2 separate regions of the Homo sapiens genome follow, and region 2 is linked to region 1. The links are chromatin loops, found by intact Hi-C in ENCODE. Cell type or tissue: PC-9. All regions are shown on one strand. Links, peaks and the distances in the headings refer to the core of each region. The heading gives the core; the rest is flanking DNA. Region 1 has its middle 63 kb from the start of CEP126. Region 2 overlaps LOC102723838 (a long non-coding RNA gene).

What was found. Hi-C counts contacts between places; a loop is a spot of excess contacts. Peaks named below come from ENCODE experiments on the same cell type or tissue, not always from the same donor. Only the 100,000 strongest peaks of a DNase experiment are listed, where the experiment ranks them.
Region 2: it touches region 1 in a loop (14-fold over the local background); 9 of 110 quality-filtered maps call a loop at or near these places.

What each region holds. Positions count from the first base shown.
Region 1 is chr11:101,846,304-101,856,753 of GRCh38, forward strand. No RefSeq gene overlaps it. Among named protein-coding and RNA genes, the nearest start is that of CEP126, 63 kb to the right of the region's middle. In PC-9, for the core only: a CTCF peak has its summit at 6,135 (motif pointing right); a DNase peak (open chromatin) is centred at 6,168; H3K4me3 peaks cover 780 bases.
Region 2 is chr11:102,489,408-102,499,857 of GRCh38, forward strand. LOC102723838 (a long non-coding RNA gene) reads left to right here. Exons shown (of 3, transcript NR_135076.1): 2 at 4,373-4,457; 3 at 9,100-9,394. Among named protein-coding and RNA genes, the nearest start is that of MMP7, 36 kb to the right of the region's middle. In PC-9, for the core only: CTCF peaks have their summits at 6,186 (motif pointing left) and 6,388; DNase peaks (open chromatin) are centred at 4,314, 5,024 and 6,184; H3K27ac peaks cover 462 bases.

The sequences.
Region 1 (10,450 bases), core at 3,302-8,301:
TGCCTTCATGGCTTCATTCTCATTTCTTTCCATTCCTGCCATTCATCAAGCCAATGGCAACATTTGAATATCCACTATATGCAAGATATAGTGAATATGGTGGCATAGAAGACCCACATTGTCCATGTTTATGAAGCATATGTAACAAGCTGCAGCCAAAATCAAGTGATAACTCTTCCCCAGACAGAATATTTATTCCACATATCAGATGATAAATATTCATGACTTCAAGTATCAATAGGGATACAACAGAGACCAAGGTGAGAACAGGAATAATCAAATCTTATCAAGGGAGACTTCAGAGTAAAGGAAGACATATAAAAATGGAAAATTCGGCTTCTGGTTTTAATTTTAACACTAATGGAAGAGAAAAGTGCTACAGGAGCCTATGCAGGCGTCCACAGGTGGATGAGAGTTCAAATCTATTTGAGATGATTATCAAAAAGACTTCTTAGACAAATTGACTAGTGTCAGGCCTTAAAGGCAGATAGAATTTCTACAACTAGAGGAGGTGGATGGTCCTTCTAACCAGTGGAAAGAGCATCAAACCAGGATAAACAACTTGCCAGCCAACGTTAATGTTATTATCAGAGAAACTAACTGCTCAAGTGCAATCTTCAGGACTGCTAAACTAAAGAATTCTAGCTGTCTTAAAGCAGTCACTCTCAAACTTTAGTGTGTGTCAGCATCAACTGGAGAGGTAATGAAGCCAACAATGGCCAGGCACATTGAAGTTGACTGAGGTGTGACCCCACTTTTTACCGATTTTCACAAGTGATTCTGATACACACAAAATTTTGAGAACCACTGACTTAAAAGAGCTAAGCAGCATCATCACCTTGGGAGGTAGTTAGAAACACAGGATCTCAGAACCTGCCCCAATCCTACTGAATGAAAATCCGTACGTGAACAAGATTTTCAGGTGGTGTATATGGACCTACACCTTTAAAAAGAACTGATCTAAACCAGTAGTTCTTAACCCTAGATTCAGATTAGAATCACACTGGGAGCTTTAAAAATTATCAATACCTAGATCAAACCCTCAGATTCTTATTTCATTGAAATGAGTGTGGCCTGTACCTGGGAGTTTTAAAAGCTTCCCAGATGATTCTAATAGACAGTAAAACATGCAAATCTCTACTCTAAGGTATTTCCATCTATTTCTGGATTTTATTTTGTAAGTTAACCAAACTAAGATGAGCTCCTTGGTAGTCTTTAATTAGTCCCACACGTGAAAAACAAACCCAACTAAATTTCAGTAAAATTACAGAATATTTGAAGAAATTAATCTTTTCACTAACTTCATTTTGTATACATGTATACAAGCTTAATTTATGATATATGTTATAGAACGAAACAATATAATTTAATAACATATATATTAGTGCTTTAAGTTAGAGAAGTGTTCAGATCCAAACATTAGCAGCTAGTTGCAAAAGTGTCTACGATTTTTTAATTAGTTGGGGAAAGCACCTGATTTTAGAAGGACTTTCCTAATGAATAAAGACCAGACATTTAAGTGCAGGTATTTTGAACCTTTGAAATAAACAATATTTGCATATAGCCATTCTCAAACTTTAGTGTGTGTCAGCATCAACTGGAGAGGTAAGAAAGCCAACAACGGCCCAGGTGCACTGAGGTCAACTAAGAAGAACTGATCTAAACCAGTGACTTTTAACCCTAGCTTCAGATTAAAAATCACACTAGGAGCTTTAAAAATTACCAATACCATCTGTGCAGCAAACCACCATGCCACACGTTTACCTATGTAACAAATCTGCACATCCTGCACATGTATCCCTGAACTTAACATTAAAATTGAAGAAAAAAAATTGCCAATACCTAGATTGAACCCTCAGATTCTTATTTAATTGAAATGGCCTGAACATGGGAGAATTTATGAATTCTCATAAATTCAGAATCAATATATATAATTGAGTTTGATTTTATTATTAAAGATGTATTCTAATGTTACTATATATTTTTAAAGTCATGAAATGAATGAAGTTTATGGCTTTTAAGTGGACATAAAAAGAAAATTCTTCATCTAGAAAAATCATATGCGTAAAACTGAATTTAATCTATGGATTTAATATTATTTTCATCGTCTATAAATGTAATTTTTTATTACCAGTAATATTTAGGATTATATTGCCACCTGCTGGTGGACATTTTGAGAATTTCATGTAACTATGTCATACTTTGTTTTAAACTTAACTCTTTGCTATTGTTTTCAATAAATATGTTTCACTTTAAAATTTAAAACCTTAGAAAAACATTGAACCATCATACAAATCTGGAACATAGGTAAGGCATATCATAAAATATGCTTTGGGGAAATACACAAACAGGATTGTGAGGAGCGCTCATTTACATGCAGAGTTTGGCCCACTGTCATCCTCAGGTCTAAGGATATAGGACACTTAGCCACATCACTAAAGCTAAGGTTGTCAGGAACCAGAGTAGAGATTATTCTTTAACAAAGGCATTGAAGTAGAGAAAGCAGATGAGCTTCTGTTTTGCCACGACTCATATTTAAGTGAGCATTTCACTTTTAAAAGTACAATGCTCACTTAAATACAACTGGTGTCAAAACAGAAAGGCAGGGAGAAGCAAAATCATATGTATTCATGTACCTAGATACACATATACATAGATACATTAGGAGGAAGATTAGGACTTGTATAGAAAAATGTAGATCATTATTCTACCACTCTGGCTGTGGTTGTACTTCTGTTCCCATGGAAGCAATATGCAGAACCTATGGAAGAGACCAACATGTGTTTCACCTTTCAAAAAGGTTGGACAACTCTCTCACCTTCCAAAAAGTAGGACAACATGTAACAAGGCACTTAAGCATTGCTACTGATACAGAGACACTCAAATAGACTACATCACCTACTGAATGTCACCAGTATTACTTTATAATTTATTGACCTTAGAAATGACACATGGGCAGCTGCTGGTGTTTATGGCCAGTTTTTAAGTATATGTTCAACAACAAAATTCACAAATGTTGATTGATATAAATATGGATAGCTAATATTCCTAGGTATTACCATAAATTAGATGAAGAGAAAGCCTCAAATAGGCTGTGAGCTAAGAATTCCATTATTTCACAAATTGTGGGTTTTTGTTTTTATGTCTGTTGTGACTATTGTTAGTCCTGTGTTGGGAACCTACATGTGTACTATAAGTAACGTTATAAAGTAGGAAAGTAACTCAACTGCAGAAAGTGAACATGTTTACATTCCAGATGTTCCCATATGGGAATCTGTAGATTACGGTATCATGGAAGGAGTTAAGAGTGCCAGTTGGTCAATATCTTGCCACGGAGCCTGATGCAGGTCACTTCATTTCTATGTTTTCTCATCTGTAAAATGAAGGGGTTGTCCAGACTAAGGAAGATAACTATGTTTTGTGATGTGATGGTTAATTTTATATGTCAACATGGCTAGGCCATGGTACCTAGTTATTTAGTCAATCATTATTCTAGAAATTTGTGTAAAGGTATACCTTAAATGAGATTAATATTGAAATCAATAGACTGAGTAAAAGAGATTACCCTCTATAATGTGGGCAGGTCTCATCCAATCAGTTGAAGGCCTTCATAGAAAATATGTGTAATCTAAAAAAGTTGATCTCATAGAATTAGAGAGTAGAGTTGTGGTTAACAGGCTGGGGTGGTTGTTGGGGAAGGAGAATTGGGGCAATATTGGTCAAAGGATACATTATTAATTATAGTTAGATAGGAGGAATAAGTTCAAGAGCATTGCACAGCATGGTAACTATAGTTAATGACAACATATACAGTTCTTGAAAAATGCAAAGAGAGTGAATGTTAGGTGTTCTCACCACAAAAATGGTAACTATGTAAGGTAATATATTTGTTAATTTGCTAGATTTAACCACTCCACAATTTATATATACTTCAAAATTTCATGTTGTACATGATGAATACATATAATTTATCTGTCCAGTTAAAATATATATGTAGGCTAGGCGCGGTGGCTCCTGCCTGTAATTCCAGCACTTTGGGAGGCCGAGGCAGGCGGATCATGAGGTCAGATGTTCGAGACCAGCCTGACCAACATGGTGAAACCCCGTCTCTAACAAAAATACAAAAATTAGCCAGACGTGGTGGCGGGCACCTGTAATCCCAGCTACTCAGGAGGCTGAGGCAGGAGAATTTATTGAACCCGGGAGGCGGAGGTTGCAGTGAGCCGAGATCCCACAACTGCACTCCAGCCTCGGCAACAGAGCAAGACTCCATCTCAAAAATAAATAAAATATATATGTATATATTATAAAAAGAAAAAGACTTATCTCCCCCAGAAAAAGGGAATTCTGCCAGCAGACTGCTTTTGGACTCAAACTCCAGCATTAACTGTCCCCTAAATTTCCACGCTGTAGATTTTGGACTTGCCAGCCTCCAAAAGCACACAAGCCAATTCCTTAAAAATCTCTGTCTCTCATAAAAAAAGGGTGGAGGGGCAAATGGGCATTATGTATTTCAATGTATTATATATTTAGTATGTTATGTATTATTATGTATTTTAATCTCCTACCAGTTGTGTTTCTCTGTGGAACCATGGTGAATACATGGTAACAGATTAATATTAGCTAAAATTATAAACAATGTCCATTTGTAGGTTAAATTGAGGCATATTATTCCCTAATGCTTTCTCCTCATTGAGGCATATTACTCCCTAATGCTTTCTCCTCATTAAGGTAACTGATAAGTCCAAATTAGCACTCAGAAAAAGAGACTGATGGCTTCGAAGATTAAGATATTCTAGATACTTGACACTATGATGAGATTATTTTGCTACATAATGTACATTTTCCCCACCCCCTTTTTTAAGCCGATCATTCAACTATTACTGCCTTATGCTAAAAGACAATGCATATGGATCCTCCCTGGAAAATGACACATGGCCTCTTCAGGCCTGCTCCCTACCTCTTCTACTGTCTGATCAAGGGGCCCACCAGATATTGGACTTTCTTCCTTGTGGTAGAAGGTGGAAGCTGCAATAATTTATCTTTTACTTTGGAGGGAATGTCCCAGAATACCATTGACCACTGGACTCCTAAAACTTCATGAATGTGACAAGTCCCTGAATCCTCATAGGGTTTATCTCCCAGCCTCTGAGGTGTGTGTGTCTTATAAAGGCCTCCTGTATGCTACCCACCTCTTGTTCATTCCACCTAATTGTCTTAGTTTAGGCTGCTGTAACAAATTACTACAAACTGGGTGGCTTATAAACAGAAACTTATTTCTTACAATTCTGGAGGCGAGAAGTGCAAAATCAGGGTGCCAGCATGATCCAGTTCTGGTGAGGGCCCTCTTTACAGTTACAGACAGCCATCTTTTCAGTGTCCCCAAATGGTAAAAGAATCAAGCTCTCAGGGTCTCTTTTATAAGAGTACTAATCCCATCCATGAGGTATTTGCCTTCATGATCTCATCACTTGCCAAAGCCCCCACTTGCTAATACCATCACATTAAGGGTCGGGATTTCAATATATGAATTTGGTGGGACACAAACCTTCAGTCTGCAGCACTGATCAACATAACTGTCATCAACATGATACTTTAGCACATGATTTTTCCAGGATGTCTAGATGATCCAGATCTCTTTGGACTATGAGAAGACTGAGGGAGAAAAAGTTAACATAGCCTGGAGAAAACCATAAATCTGTATTTTTGTCTACTCAGTGATAACTGTTTCTGATCCTCTTTTCTCATTGGGATAGCAGCCATATTAATCTAGCCTAGCATAAATACCATACCTGACATGACAGCTGCAACTGGGGCTAGTACGTGGTCAAGCTTGTAGTAGTTAGTTATAGTTACCCTCCCAGATCCATATGGTTTCTGCAGAGGCCAGAGTGGTAAATTGAAAAGATCTATGATATGGCTACCACTTCTACATCCTTTAGATCTTCAACAGTGACATTCATCTCCACTATTCCCTGTCCCCTTGTAATATGTGATTTTGCTTTTCATTTACCATCATGGCTGGTATTGCATAGGGTGATTTCAGGTGCTTCCTCTTGACCTTTCCACAATAATAGCTTTCCCCAACAGGCTGTGAATCCAAGGAGGGTGTTCTACCAACCACCAAGTATGGCAAAACCAATTATACATTTGAGGACTGGAAAATGACCACTGGGAGGAACTAGCGAGCCAAGATGCCCGAATAGGAACAGCTCCGGTCTACAGCTCTCAGCATGAGCGACGCAGAAGACGGGTGATTTCTGCATTTCCATCTGAGGTACCGGGTTCATCTCACTAGGGAGTGCCAGACAGTGGGCGCAGGACAGTGGGTGCAGCACACCGTGCGCGAGCTGAAGCAGGGCAAGGCATTACCTCACTCGAGAAGCACAAGGGGTCAGGGAGTTCCCGTTCCTAGTCAAAGAAAGGGGTGACAGACTGCACCTGGAAAATCGGGTCACTTCCACGCTAATACTGCGCTTTTCCGACGGGCTTAAAAAATGGCACACCAGGAGGTTATATCCCACACCTGGCTCAGGGGGTCCTACGCCCACGGAGTCTCGCTGATTGCTAGCACAGCAGTCTGAGATCAAACTGCAAGGTGGCACTGAGACTGGGGGAGGGGTGCCCGCCATTGCCCAGGATTAATTAGGTAAACAAAGCAGCCAGGAAGCTCGAACTGGGTGGAGCCCACCACAGCTCAAGCAGGCCTGCCTGCCTCTGTAGGCTCCACCTCTTGGGGGCAGGGCACAGACAAACAAAAAGACAGCAGTAACCTCTGCAGACTTAAATGTCCCTGCCTGACAACTTTGAAGAGAGCAGTGGTTCTCCCAGCACGCAGGTGGAGATCTGAGAACAGGCAGACTGCCTCCTCAAGTGGGTCCCTGACCCCTGACCCCCGAGCAGCCTAACTGGGAGGCACCCCTAGTAGGGGCAGACTGATACCTCACACGGCCGGGTACTCCTCTGAGACAAAACTTCCAGAGGAACGATCAGACAGCAGCATTTGCGGTTCACGAAAATCCGCTGTTCTGCAGCCACTGCTGCTGATACCAAGGCAAACAGGGTCTGGAGTGGACCTCTAGCAAACTCCGACAGACCTGCAGCTGAGGGTCCTGTCTGTTAGAAGGAAAACTAACAAACAGAAAGGACATCCACACCAAAAACCCATCTGTACATCACCATCATCAAAGACCAAAAGTAGATAAAACCACAAAGATGGGGAAAAAACAGAGCAGAAAAACTGAAAACTCTAAAAAGCAGAGTACCTCTCCTCCTCCAAAGGAATACAGTTCCTCACCAGCAATGGAACAAAGCTGGACGGAGAATGACTTTGACAAGTTGAGAGAAGAAGGCTTCAGATGATCAGACTACTCTGAGCTACAGGAGGAAATTCAAACCAAAGGCAAAGAAGTTAAAAACTTTGAAAAACATTTAGACGAATGTATAACTAGGATAACCAATACAGAGAAGTGCTTAAAGGAGCTGATGGAGCTGAAAGCCAAGGCTCGAGAACTATGTGAATAATGCAGAAGCCTCAGGAGCCGATGCGATCAAGTGGAAGAAAGGGTATCAGTGATGAAAGTTGAAATGAATGAAATGAAGTGAGAAGGGAAGTTTAGAGAAAAAAGAATAAAAAGAAACGAATAAAGCCTCCAAGTAGTATGGGACTATGTGAAAAGACCAAATCTACGTCTGATTGGTGTACCTGAAAATGACGGGGAGAATGGAACCAAGTTGGAAAACACTCTGCAAGATATTATCCAGGAGAACTCCCCCAATCTAGCAAGGCAGGCCAACATCCAGATTCAGGAAATATAGAGAACGCCACAAAGATACTCCTCAAGAAGAGCAACTCCAAGACACATAATTGTCAGATTCACCAAAGTTGAAATGAAGGAAAAAATGTTAAGGGCAGCCAGAGAGAAAGGTCGGGTTACCCACAAAGGGAAGCACATCAGACTAACAGGGGATCTCTCAGCAGAAACTCTACAAGCCAGAAGAGAGTAGGGGCCAATATTCAACATTCTTAAAGAAAAGAATTTTCAACCCAGAATTTCATATCCAGCCAAACTAAGCTTCATAAGTGAAGGAGAAATAAAATACTTTACAGACAAGCAAATGCTAAGAGATTTTGTCACCACCAGGCCTGCCCTAAAAAAGGTCCTGAAGGAAGCACTAAACATGGAAAGGAACAACCAGTACCAGCCACTGCAAAATCATGCCAAATTGTAAAGACTATCGAGGCTAGGAAGAAACTGCATCAACTAACGAGCAAAATAACCAGCTAACATCATAATGACAGGATCAAATTCACAAGTAAAAATATTAACTTTAAATGTAAATGGACTAAATGCTCCAATTAAAAGACACAGACTGGCAAATTGAATAAAGAGTCAAGACCCATCACTGTGCTGTATTCAGGAAACCCATCTGACGTGCAGAGACACACATAGGCTCAAAATAAAAGGATGGAGGAAGATCTACCAAGCAAATGGAAAACAAAAAAAGGCAGGGGTTGCAATCCTAGTCTCTGATAAAACAGACTTTAAACCAACAAAGATCAAAAGAGACAAAGAAGGCCATTACATAATGGTAAAGGGATCAATTCAACAAGAAGAGCTAACTATCCTACATATATATGCACCCAGTACAGGAGCAGCCAGATTCATAAAGCAAGTCCTGAGTGACCTACAAAGACACTTAGACTCCCACACAATAATAATGGGAGATTTTAACACCCCACTGTCAATATTACACAGATCAACGAGACAGAAAGTTCACAAGGATATCCAGGAATTGAACTCAGCTCTGCACCAAGCGGACCTAATAGACATCTACAGAACTCTTCACCCCAAATCAACAGAATATACATTTTTTTCAGCACCACACCACACCTATTCCAAAATTGACCACATAGTTGGAAGTAAAGCTCTCCTCAGCAAATGTAAAAGAACAGAAATTATAACAAACTGTCTCTCAGACGACAGTGAAATCAAACTAGAACTCAGGATTAAGAAACTCACTCAAAACTGCTCAACTACATGGAAACTGAACAACCTGCTCCTGAATGACTAATGGCTACATAAGGAAATGAAGGCAGAAATAAAGATGTTCTTTGATACCAACAAGAACAAAGACACAACATACCAGAATCTCTGGGACACATTCAAAGCAGTGTGTAGAGGGAAATTTATAGCACTAAATGCCCACAAGAGAAAGCAGGAAGGATCCAAAATTAACACCCTAACATCACAATTAAAAGAACTAGAAAAGCAAGAGCAAACACATTCAAAAGCTAGCAGAAGGCAAGAAATAACTAAGATCAGAGCAGAACTGAAGGAAATAGAGACACAAAAAACCCTTCAAAAAAATCAATGAATCCAGGAGCTGGTTTTTTGAAAGGATCAACAAAATTGATATACCACTAGCAAGACTAATAAAGAAGAAAAGAGAGAAGAATCAAATAGACGCAATAAAAAATGATAAAGGGGATATCACCACCAATCCCACAGAAATACAAACTACCATCAGAGAATACTACGAACACCTCTACACAAATAAACTAGAAAATCTAGAAGAAATGGATAAATTCCTCAACACATACACCCTCCCAAGACTAAACAAGGAAGAAGTTGAATCTCTGAATAGACCAATAACAGGATCTGAAATTGTGGCAATAATCAATAGCTTACCAACCAAAAAGAGTCCAGGACCAGATGGATTCACAGCTGAATTCTACCAGAGGTACAAGGAGGAACTGGTACCATTCCTTCTGAAACTATTTCAATCAATAGAAAAAGAGGGAATCCTCCCTAACTCATTTTATGAGGCCAGCATCATCCTGATACCAAAGCCAGGCAGAGACACAACCAAAAAAGAGAATTTTAGACCAATATCCTTGATGAATATTGATGCAAAAATCCTCAATAAAATACTGGCAAACAGAATCCAGCAGCACATCAAAAAGCTTATCCACCATGATCAAGTGGGCTTCATCCCTGGGATGCAAAGCTGGTTCAATATACGCAAATCAATAAACGTAACCCAGCATATAAACAGAACCAAAGACCAAAACCACATGATTATCTCAATAGATGCAGAAAAGGCCTTGACAAAATTCAACAACGCTTCATGCTAAAAACTCTCAATAAATTAGGTATTGATGGGACGTATCTCAAAATAATAAGAGCTATCTATGACAAACCCACAGCCAATATCATACTGAATGGGCAAAAACTGGAAGCATTCCCTTTGAAAACTGGCACAAGACAGGGATGCCCTCTCTCACCACTCCTATTCAACATAGTGTTGGAAGTTCTGGCCAGGGCAATTAGGCAGGAGAAGGAAATAAAGGGTATTCAATTAGGAAAAGAGGAAGTCAAATTGTCCCTGTTTGAAGATGACATGATTGGATATCTAGAAAACCCCACTGTCTCAGCCCAAAATCTCC
Region 2 (10,450 bases), core at 3,374-8,373, 640 kb after region 1:
TTTGTACTGAAATAGTGAGCATTTACACCCTGCCACATATTTGTGGAGAGGAGGATAAACAAGTGCAAGGAAATACCCAGGAGAAGGACTTGATGAATGAGACAATTGGCAGGACATATGATGGGTCTGAGGAGTGGCTGAAGATGATGTCTTTAAACTTGGACTTCCCTGATTTTCAGAATGGAGCATTGCAATGAGCCTGCATTCAGGGTCCATAGATCAAACCTGAATATCCCCAGTTACCTAGTAGATAGGGCTGCAGGTGGCAGGGGTGGGGGCTGGGCATTAGTGGTCTAACCTCGTATGAACTTTCCTGCTTCTGGTCAAGAAGGCTTTGGAATTCTGTTGGGGGTTGAATCTGGGTGCTGAATTTTTGCTTTAATCTGTGAATTGTTGCGGATGCCCACGGCTGAAATTAACTAACTTTTAAAAATAATTAGTCAGTTTACTTGCTTTATTTCATTTGTTCTTCAAACTACCCAGGAAGGTAAATGTCACAGTTTCCATTCTGCTGATGGGAAACCTGAAACTCAGAGAGGCCAGGGGAATTTATCACAGTAATAGAGCAAGTATGTGACATCAAATCCATGTCAGTTATTGTAGGTTTACCCTAGCGGATAATTTATTGTCCAATAGTGATATTTCGAGAATGAAAGGGGCAACTATTAATAATTATCTCAGGACTATAAGTAAAACCAGAGTTTTCCTGTGTGGTCAGTCAACTTGGCTATTTTTTTATTTGTATTAACTTTTTAAAGAACAAATTGTAATCTTTGTAATCATTTCAACTTTTAAAAATTCCCCAGCATGGCCGACATTGCAAAACCCTGTCTCTACTAAAAATACAAAAATTAGCCGGGCGTTGTGGTGCATGCCAGTAGTCCCAGCTACTCAGGAGGCTGAGGCAGGAGAATTGCTTGAACCCAGGAGGTGGAGGTTGCAATGAACTGAGATCATGCCACTGCACTCCAGCCTGGGCAACAGAGCGAGACTCTGCCAAAAAAAAAAAAAAAAGACTTCTAATTCCTTTTATGAAGCCAATATAACCCTAATATCAAAACTTGATAAGAGTAGTGCAATAAAGTAGATTACAGATAGTTCTCACTTCTGAACAGAAATGCAAGAATACTAATATGCATTAGGTAACTGAATTTGGTAATTACTAAAATAATATATCATGATTTAAAAATATAGCATACCATGACCAGTTATAGTTAATTCTTAGGACCGCAAGGAGATAATTCTACATTTGAAAAATTTATTAATGTGATTTCCCATATTAAGAAACCAAAGAAAGAAATACCTAGAACATTTCAACAGAGCATAAAAAGCATTCCATAAGGTGCTATATTTATTTACAATTTAAATTAGCAGAAAACTAGGAACAGAAAGAAATTTCCTTAATGTGATAAAAAGGTATTTACTGTTTACCTGGAAAATCTTGAAAAATGTTTGCTTTAAAATTAGGGATAATTCAAGAATACTGGCTATCATAATGTTCTGCCTCACACTGGAGGCTCAGGCCAATGTAATAACATGACATAGAACACTAAGAAATATAACGATTGGATTGGAGGAAATAAAATTGTCATTTCCAAGTGTTATGACTGCTATGACTATTTACATAGAAAATTAAAGTAAATCAATAAACTCTTAGAAGTAATAAGAAGCTTGGGGATTGCAAGATCAATATACAAAAGTCAGCAACATTTTTCAGTACTAGAAATAATAAAATTAAAAAGATAATAGAAAAGAAGATACTGTCTAAAACAATCCCAAATCCCGGTAAAATATCAAGACTTAATAGACAAAAACTCACAAGACTACCACAGAAGAACATTTTGAAACTCTACCAAAGGGCAAAAAGAAACCTGAATTAATAATCAGAAAAATCATCTTCATGAATGAGGCAGCAGTATTTAAGGATAACCATTTTCCCTCAATTTAGGACAATTCCAAGCAAAATTATAGCTACTTTAGGGAGAATGTGCCTTCTCATATTTTGAACGAACCCTCCATTGAGTAAGTCTTGATAGAGGGCAGAGCCCTGCCTCTCTCTGTGGAAGTAGGAGAAGAATCAGAACCTTCTTTCTCTCTGGAGACTAGGATATGAGTATGTAATCCTAACTTGGACATAACATTCTCCTTTCTGGAACTCTGAAGCTTGTGTGAGTGGTAGGGTGATGCAGGGACGGTTTGCAAGAACATTCTCTGTGGCAGCATCCTGGTGGTGTCCTAACCAGGCTCTCTGCAGCAGTGTAGCCTTCTCTGTTGTCAAGCCTCCCATGGTTCCTGCCCATTTTCTGAGCCTGTTTCTCTAATCTTCTTTCTGATTTTTGAGCTCTCTGATATCTTTCCCAATAAAATTCATTTCTGTATTAATTTGGAATCAGTTTCTGTTCCTTACAATCAATAACTTGGAACTGGGAATGTTTACAAAATGATTCTGAAATTCATGTAAAAGTATACATGTCCATGAGTAAATTAAGACCAGGGATTGGTCAACTTTTTCTACAAAAGACTGGATATTAAACATTTTAATCTTTGGTGGCTGGATGCAACTACCCAATTTGGCTGTTGCAGTGTTCAAAAGAAGCAAATTAGAGTAGTGGTGTTTTAATAAAACTTACTAAAATAGTTAGTGAATAGGGTTGGGCCCATGAACCCTAATTCCCTAACCCCTGCCTAAGACAATCAGAAAAAAAAAAAAAAGAAAAAGAGGGGACAGCCCCTTTCCACCAGATATTTAAACATATTACTCAGCCGTAGTAGGTAAACCAATGTGGTACTGGTACAGGAACATACGAATAGACCAGAATAGAACCCAGAAACAGGCACATGAGAATTTGGTCTATTTTGGAGAAAAAATTAGTTTTTATGGAAAAATAAAAATTAGATTCCTACCTAAGGGAGAGATGTAAAAATAAGTAAGGACTTAAATATGAAAGATTGTAACTGCTAGAAAAAAATATATAGGTCGGGCATGGTAGCCCATGCTTGTAATCCTAGCACTTTGGGAGGCTAGGTGAGAGGATTGCTTGAGCTCAGGAGTTCAAGACCAACCTGGGCAACATAATAAGACCCCGTCTCTACAGAAAATACAAAAATTCGTTGGGTGTTGTGGCATGTGTCTGTGGTCCCAGCTACTCAGGAGGCTGAGGTGGGAAGATCACTTGAGCCTGGGAAGTTGAGGCAACAGTGAGGCTGCACTGCACTCCAGACTGGGTGACAGAGCAAGACCCTGTCTCAACAACTAAAAATAAAACATAGAATATCTTTAGGATTTTGGAGTAGAGAAGAATTATGATCATCAGGCCAGTATTAAAATATTTTGCATTTTCTGAGGACACATCAGAGAAAGTGATTGGGTTATGAGGACAAATTTGCCTAGAGCTCAATTCTGTGTTGTTATTTCAGGTAAGCATAGTCTTTCTTCAAAGAACCAAGGACTAGCCGAGTGTGGTTTCGTCTCTACTAAAAAAAGAACCAAGGACTGGTTATTTGTTGGTGGCTGAATGATTGGTTTGTGAAAAGACAGGAAACCCAGGCTGAATAGGGAATGGTGGTCTGGTCTTTGTGTTGACAACAATTAATAGGAAAACCCCAAGAGGCAGAATTTGGAGCCAAAAGGCAGTACGGGGCCCTGATGGATGATTCTATATGAAAATAGATTGTCCCTGAACATGGCTATCAGGGACAATCACGAGGCAAATGACTAAGTCCAGACACAAAGTCAGATATCCAGTAATTGTTGTTTGTTTTTGTTTTCTATATGTATATGTCCTTAAGATTATCTTATCGGAGAGGCAATTATTATTATTATTTTATTTTTTCGGGACAGAATCTGGCTCTGTTGCCCAGGCTGGAGTGCAGTGGCACGATCTTGGCTCACTGCAACCTCCACCTCCTGGGTTCAAGCAATTCTCCTGCCTCAGCCTCCCGAGTAGCTGGGATTAGAGTCACCTGCCACCACCTAATTTTTTAGGCTAATTTATTTTAGTATTTTTTTTCTTTTTTAATAAAGATGGGGCTTCACCATGTTGGTAAGGCTGGTCTCGAACTCCTGACCTCAGGTGATCCACCCACCTCGGCTTCCCAAAGTGTTGGGATTACAGGCGTGAGCCACTGCGCCTGGGGAGGCAATTAAAAAGACTTTGGAAACATACAAATATAGCTTCAAATGCAAGTGCTGTCACATCCCAGCCGTGAGAATTTCCTAATTTATGAAATGAATAAAATAATACCTACTTTTCAGGGTTGCTGTAGTGATCAGAATGTAGGTATGTAGGGTGGATTAGGGATGGCTGCACATTCTTTGTTATGTACTCACATTGAGAAATGGAGTTTAATAATTAAGTGCCTTATTCAACAGGTATTTAACGGGTGCTTACTCTGTGTCATGTGCCCTTCTTGCTGCTGAACAAAGTGGATAAATTCCTTGCCTGAAAGTAATTAAGGTAATACCTTTTAATCATTGTTGGTGATGTAATGGTTATTAAGATAACCAGAATATCGGGGTTTACCTAAAAAGACCTAATTGTCTGATATGGACACGTAAGAAATGAAGTTCAAAGGAAATCTGTCCTAAGTAAATTATAATTAACATCTAAGTATTAATCGTTAACAAGCTGAATAGACACCATATAGCTATTTCAAATTTAAATTAGCCTCTATCTTACCTATTATTTTTAATTTCTACCACTACCTTCTGGAAGCTGTGTAAATGAAAATCCTAACTGAGTAAGTTAACACAAATAAATACCACTTATCCATTCATTCATTCAACCGATCATTCAACAAATATTTTATTTTATTTATTTATTTTTTGAGGCAGAGTCTCACTCTGTCGCCGGTGTGCATCACCACACCCAGTTAATTTTTTGTATTTTTAGTAGAGATGGGGTTTCGCTATGTTGGCCAGGCTGGTCTCAAACTCCCGGTTTTAAGTGATCCACCCACCTTGACCAAAGTGCTGGAATTACAGGCGTGAGTCACAGCGCCTGGCTTCAACAAATATTTGTTGGACAACTTTTATGTGCTAAACTGTGCTAACCATTGTTTCTCTGAATGATTCAGACATAGACTCTGCTTTTTCTGCCAAGAACTCCACTTTTCATATCAAAATTATGGTAGAGGAGGAAAAACTTGAAAAAAAAGTGCTAGGTTAATCATATCTTTTATAACTGAATGATTTCTTAGATTAAGATATTTTAATCTATTTACTTTGAGGTAGATTGATCCCTGAATGACATAGTCTAGTTACTGATAACTAAAAAAGTACAATTAGGTGTTAAGTTTGAATAGAATTTCAATCCATTATTTAGGGTTCCTAAATTTTTCTATATACTGTAGTTGCTTGGTTTTATTCAGGGCTAGGGAAATTTGCTAATTTGAGAGGCAAGACAAAAAAGCCTGTCAAATGCATTTGTATTATGCCAAAGTAGTTCTCAAGGTATCTTTCAAGTGAATGTTTAGCACATATGCGTGCACACAAAACAAACTTGATGTTCACCATTATCAACGACTAGGATGGCAAATCCACTCTTGCTTTGTAACCAAGGAAAGTCACTGCTGCATGGTCGTAACGTGCTTAGTCTTTATGAAGATGCCTCAGCAAAAGATGACAGGGATATAAGACTGAGTTATTCCTTTGAAGTTTAACTCATTATCCTTTGGTAATCATAACTCCATGTTTTTTACCTCCCCAGTTAAAGTTCCAAAAGGCAACAGTAGGTCACAGCAGCCCCTTAGTCGGAGGTTAGGCTCAGGTGCAATTTACTCTCCTCTGTATGCTTGCTAGTAACCAAAGGAGTAACAGTTTCGCACACCAAAAATGATCAGAGTCAGTGGCCAGGGTTTACGTTTCATGACAGCCTTCTATACTTGTAGGAAATACAGACTTTACCGTTAAAGAAACTAATGTGGTCACCAGGGTCATGGTCTTTAGATTCACGTCATCTGGAGTGTAAAGCACTAGATCTGAATTCCCTTTTTGTTGATTGGGGCATTGACAATTGAACTGTAATGACAAAAGAGGGTATAAACTAGAACGTATGTTTGCTGATCCATACAGCATTTTTGTGGTAGCAAGTATTCTTTTGGTTAGAATTAATACATCTCTTCTGGTTTGAATGATAGTCTCCTGAAGTTGATGAAACTTAGTGGTTTCATAAGAGAAAGGGTGCCCTCATGTGGCGATTTAGAAACATAACAGCAAATTCTTTGGCATTCCCGGCTTCAAGGAGGAGGTGTATATTGCCTCATTTTAACTCTGGTTGTGTTTCTGATTACTTTTATCAGAAGAGTATGGCAGAAGTGAGGTTATATGACTTCTATGGCTAGATCTTAAAAGTCATACAGCCTCCATGGTGGAGAAGATGCCATGAGCAGGCAGTATGGTTGACAGTCCCAGCTGAGCCCAGATTTCCAATTATCTCCAGCAACGCAGCAGACGTGTGATTGAAGCCATCCCAGCCCCTCCCAACCAGCCCATCGGCCCCACAGAACAAAAGGATCACCTAGGGCAGCCTTGCCTGAACTCCTGGCCTACCAAATCATGAGACATAATAAAATGATTGTTGTTTTGAGCTACGGTTTAGGGTTCTTTTTATGCAATGTTCGATAACTGGACACTCCTTCTGTTAATTCAAGTTCTCTAAAAGCTGATACCAAGAGGATCGGATTCGACATAAAAGAGGTTTTTGGGGAAACACCTGTGAAGGATAACGGGTGAAGGAGTGGACTAGGTAGGGAGAGCTTTCAGACTCTGATGCAGGTCTGGAATCTGAAGGAAGAAAGATTAGGCAAGAAGAGTCTTAGGCTATCTCACAAGAAAATAAAGTATTTCCAGGCTGTGGTGGTGGGGGGGGAGGTCCTCAAGCCTGTTAGAAAGATTCTGCTTATCCCAAACACTTTATGTCAAACTGGAGTTTTGGACCTGTGTGCGGCATGCTAGAATTGATAGAATGTAGCTTAGAAACTCACGAAAACAACTTACAGAATCCCACGCCGGGCGCGGTGGCTCACGCCTGTAATCCCAGCACTTTGGGAAGCTGAGGTGGGCGTATCACCTGAGGTTGGGAGTTTCAGACCAGCCTGACTAACACGGAGAAACCCCGCCTCTACTAAAAATACAAAATTAGCTGGGTGTGGTGGCACGTGCCTGTAATCCCAGCTTACTCCGGAGGCTGAAGCAGGAGAATAGCTTGAACCCGGGAGGCAGAGGTTGCAGTGAGCTGAGATCGCGCCATTGCACTCCAGCCTGGGCAACAAGAGTGAAACTCCGTCTCAAAAAACAAACAAACAAACAAACAAACAAACAAAAAATCAACTTATAGAATCCCAGTGTTAGGACTTTCTCCCTCTCACATTGTATATCATCTATTATAACTCTGAAAATGTATTATAGTTTTTTTTTTTTTTTGAGACGGAGTCTTGTTCTGTCACCCAGGCTGGAGTGCAGTGGTGGTGCAATCTCGGCTCACTACAACTTCCGCCTCCTGGGTTCAAGCAATTCTCCTGCCTCAGCCTCCCAAGTATCTGTGATTACAGGTGTGCCCCACCACGCCTGGCTAATTTTTGTATTTTTAGTAGAGTTGGGGTTTTGCCATGTTGGCCAGGCTGGTCTCGAACTCCTGACCGCAAATGATTCACCCGCCCCCCCCCCACTTGGCCTCCCAAAGTGCGGCGATTACAGGTGTGAGACACTGCGCCCAGCCAAAATGTGTTATAGTTATTTTTTACATAGCCATGTTATTCATCAGACTTTGATATTCTTGAAGGCAGGATCTATGTGTTTTTTTTTTATCTTTGTATCCTTCTTCATTCCCCAAGTTCCTGGCTCAATGAATGCTTGTTGAATGACTAAGAATGATAGTGAAATCACATTCCCTGTGTGGTTCTCAGAACAAATTGTAATTCTCTGGATTTACTTATAAGGACTTCATTGTTGATGAAATATCTGAATATTAATTATGTCTTCTAAAAATATGTTGTAAACAGACTTGTAAATAATAGTGAAGAAAATCACATGAAAGGAGGAATTTCTCTTTAATGGTACTTTGCTATCTTAGTAAATAGTTTTTATAGTCTTTGCTAGCGCTGCTCTCCCACCATTTTCTGACAGGATTATGGATAGTAGAATTCATAACTCACTAGACTGACGTTTTAGTTGACTTCCTAGAGAATATATTTGATCTTGTAAGTTCTGTACCTAAAGACTTCCTTGTCACTGTATCCTATTGTGATGGTTCCCAGATTTTTGGATTTCATGGATTAATATCATTTTTTAAAAACTGGGATGCTGACACTTATTTTGTAAAGCAAGAACATCAAAAATAATCTATGGCCTATTATTACCATCATTTTACAAAAGAAAGGCTATGTTCGTAACAAAAAGAGGATATCTCAGAATTTTAAAATGGAATGGACAGAGACAGATTACAGAGTTAGTACATTATCCTTATTGTTCAGCATTCCTTTACAGTTTGGTACCAGCCTGTGTACCTGAACTATTGGCTGTAAATTAAAATTTCAACTTATTTAAGGCTTTCCTAGTTGTCCAGCAGCTGCCATTTTCCAGGGGCTGGGAAGGAGGAATGAGAATGTCCTGGGGACAATGCTTTTTTTTTTTTTTTTTTTTGAGATGAAGTTTCATTCTTGTTGCCTAGGCTGGTGGGCTGTAGTGCAACAGCATGATCTTGGCTCACTGCAACCTCCGCCTCCCAGGTTCAAGCCATCCTCCTGCCTCAGCCTCCCAAGTAGCTGGGATTACAGGCGCCTGCCACCATGCCTGGCTAATTTTTGTCTTTTTAGTAGAGACGGGGTTTTGCCATGTTGGTCAGTCTCGTCTCAAACTCCTGACCTCAGGTGATCTACCTGCCTTGGCCTCCCAAAGTGCTTGGATTACAGGCATGAGCCACTGCATCCAGCAGATGCTTCATTTTTACAGAGGCAACACAGGAGTTGCACACCTCACGTCTGCTTACATTCTGTTGGCCTAGACTTGGTTGGAGGAAGAGACCAGTGAGGCTGGGGAATTCTGGTCTGTAGCTCTTGGCCATGTATTTAACTAAAACTTGGTGTTTCTATTTTTGAAAGGAAGAGGAGAATGGATACTGGAGAAAATAGTGATCCATCACAGCCCACTCCTTTGGCCCTCCATGTAGCCAGGCTCACCATTTTTTCTCAGCAGTGGAGCGTAATCACCACATACCAACAACCCAAAGTCCTGTCTGGGTGCTGCATCCATCTCCAAGTCCAGGATCTCTGGGTGATGTGCTGTCCTCTCCATCAAGTGACAGGGTGGCTCTTGCCTCCCACACCTACATCCAGTATGTAATGATGTTGTAGAATGGTATATCTGCAATAAAATCTCTCTTTCACAAATGGAAAATTGGGAAATGGGAAATGAGCAGGACTCAGTGGTTTATAACAATGGCGAAATTCTAATGGGCAGAAAAACAGACTCCTTGCCCTGGCAATGGAATACATTCTTGGTTAGAACTTGTTCCATTTTCTGTGAGCAATTCTTTGTCTATTGTCCTTTACTCATTATTCTCTACTTTTTGCAAGTGTTAGAAATATGTGCTTGTAGAAGGCTGTTCAGATTTCATAGCCTTCTTCCTGCTGGTGCAAGATAGGTGTGCCTGATCTATTTGCTATATGCATTATTTAGAATAGGCTACAGACCCCAGAACCTAATGATTTAAAGAAAAGATAGTTCATTTCACTTTTACAGAAGAGCTCTGTGCCGGAGTTTCATACCAGCAGTGGCCCCTGCTCCATGCAGTCCTTTGAGGACTAACATCAGTAGAGAATGAGCTAAGCTTCTTGACAAGGGGATGTAGATATGCAGTGGCTTAAAAAATAGAATTTCATTTCTCTCTATATTTCTGACTGCTGGCTGGAAATCAGAGACAAGCAGAGCAAGCTTGGGAGCCTCATATTGAGGAGAGCTCCCGCACCCGCCCAGGTCTGTGCACTGCTGGACTGTTAGATAAAAGAGAAATAAAATTTGCTAGCTTTTCAGGCTGCAAAATGTAAGAAAAGCAGAAAAGCATAAGACCAACAGAGTCCCTTTAAGCTTTCCTAGATATCCCACATCACATTCCTGTATACTTGCTGTTAAGAAAGTTTGAGAAATGGTCTTTGATTTACAATGGCAATATTCTTAGCTAAAAATTGGGGCTCTCCAAAAAAAAAAAAAAAAAAAAAGAAGTGGAGAATGAATGTTTGAGTAGGCATCTAGTAGTCTATGCCATCCTATCTAAACACCAGGAGAAAATGAGTTGGCCTTTTCAGTGGCTGTCTTAGTCTGTTTTGTGCTGCTATAACAAGATACCACAGACTGGGTAATATATAAAGAACAAAAATTGACATCTGCAGAGTCTGGAGGATGGGAAGCTCAAAATCAAGGGACTGGCATCCGGTGAGGACTTTCTTGCTGTAT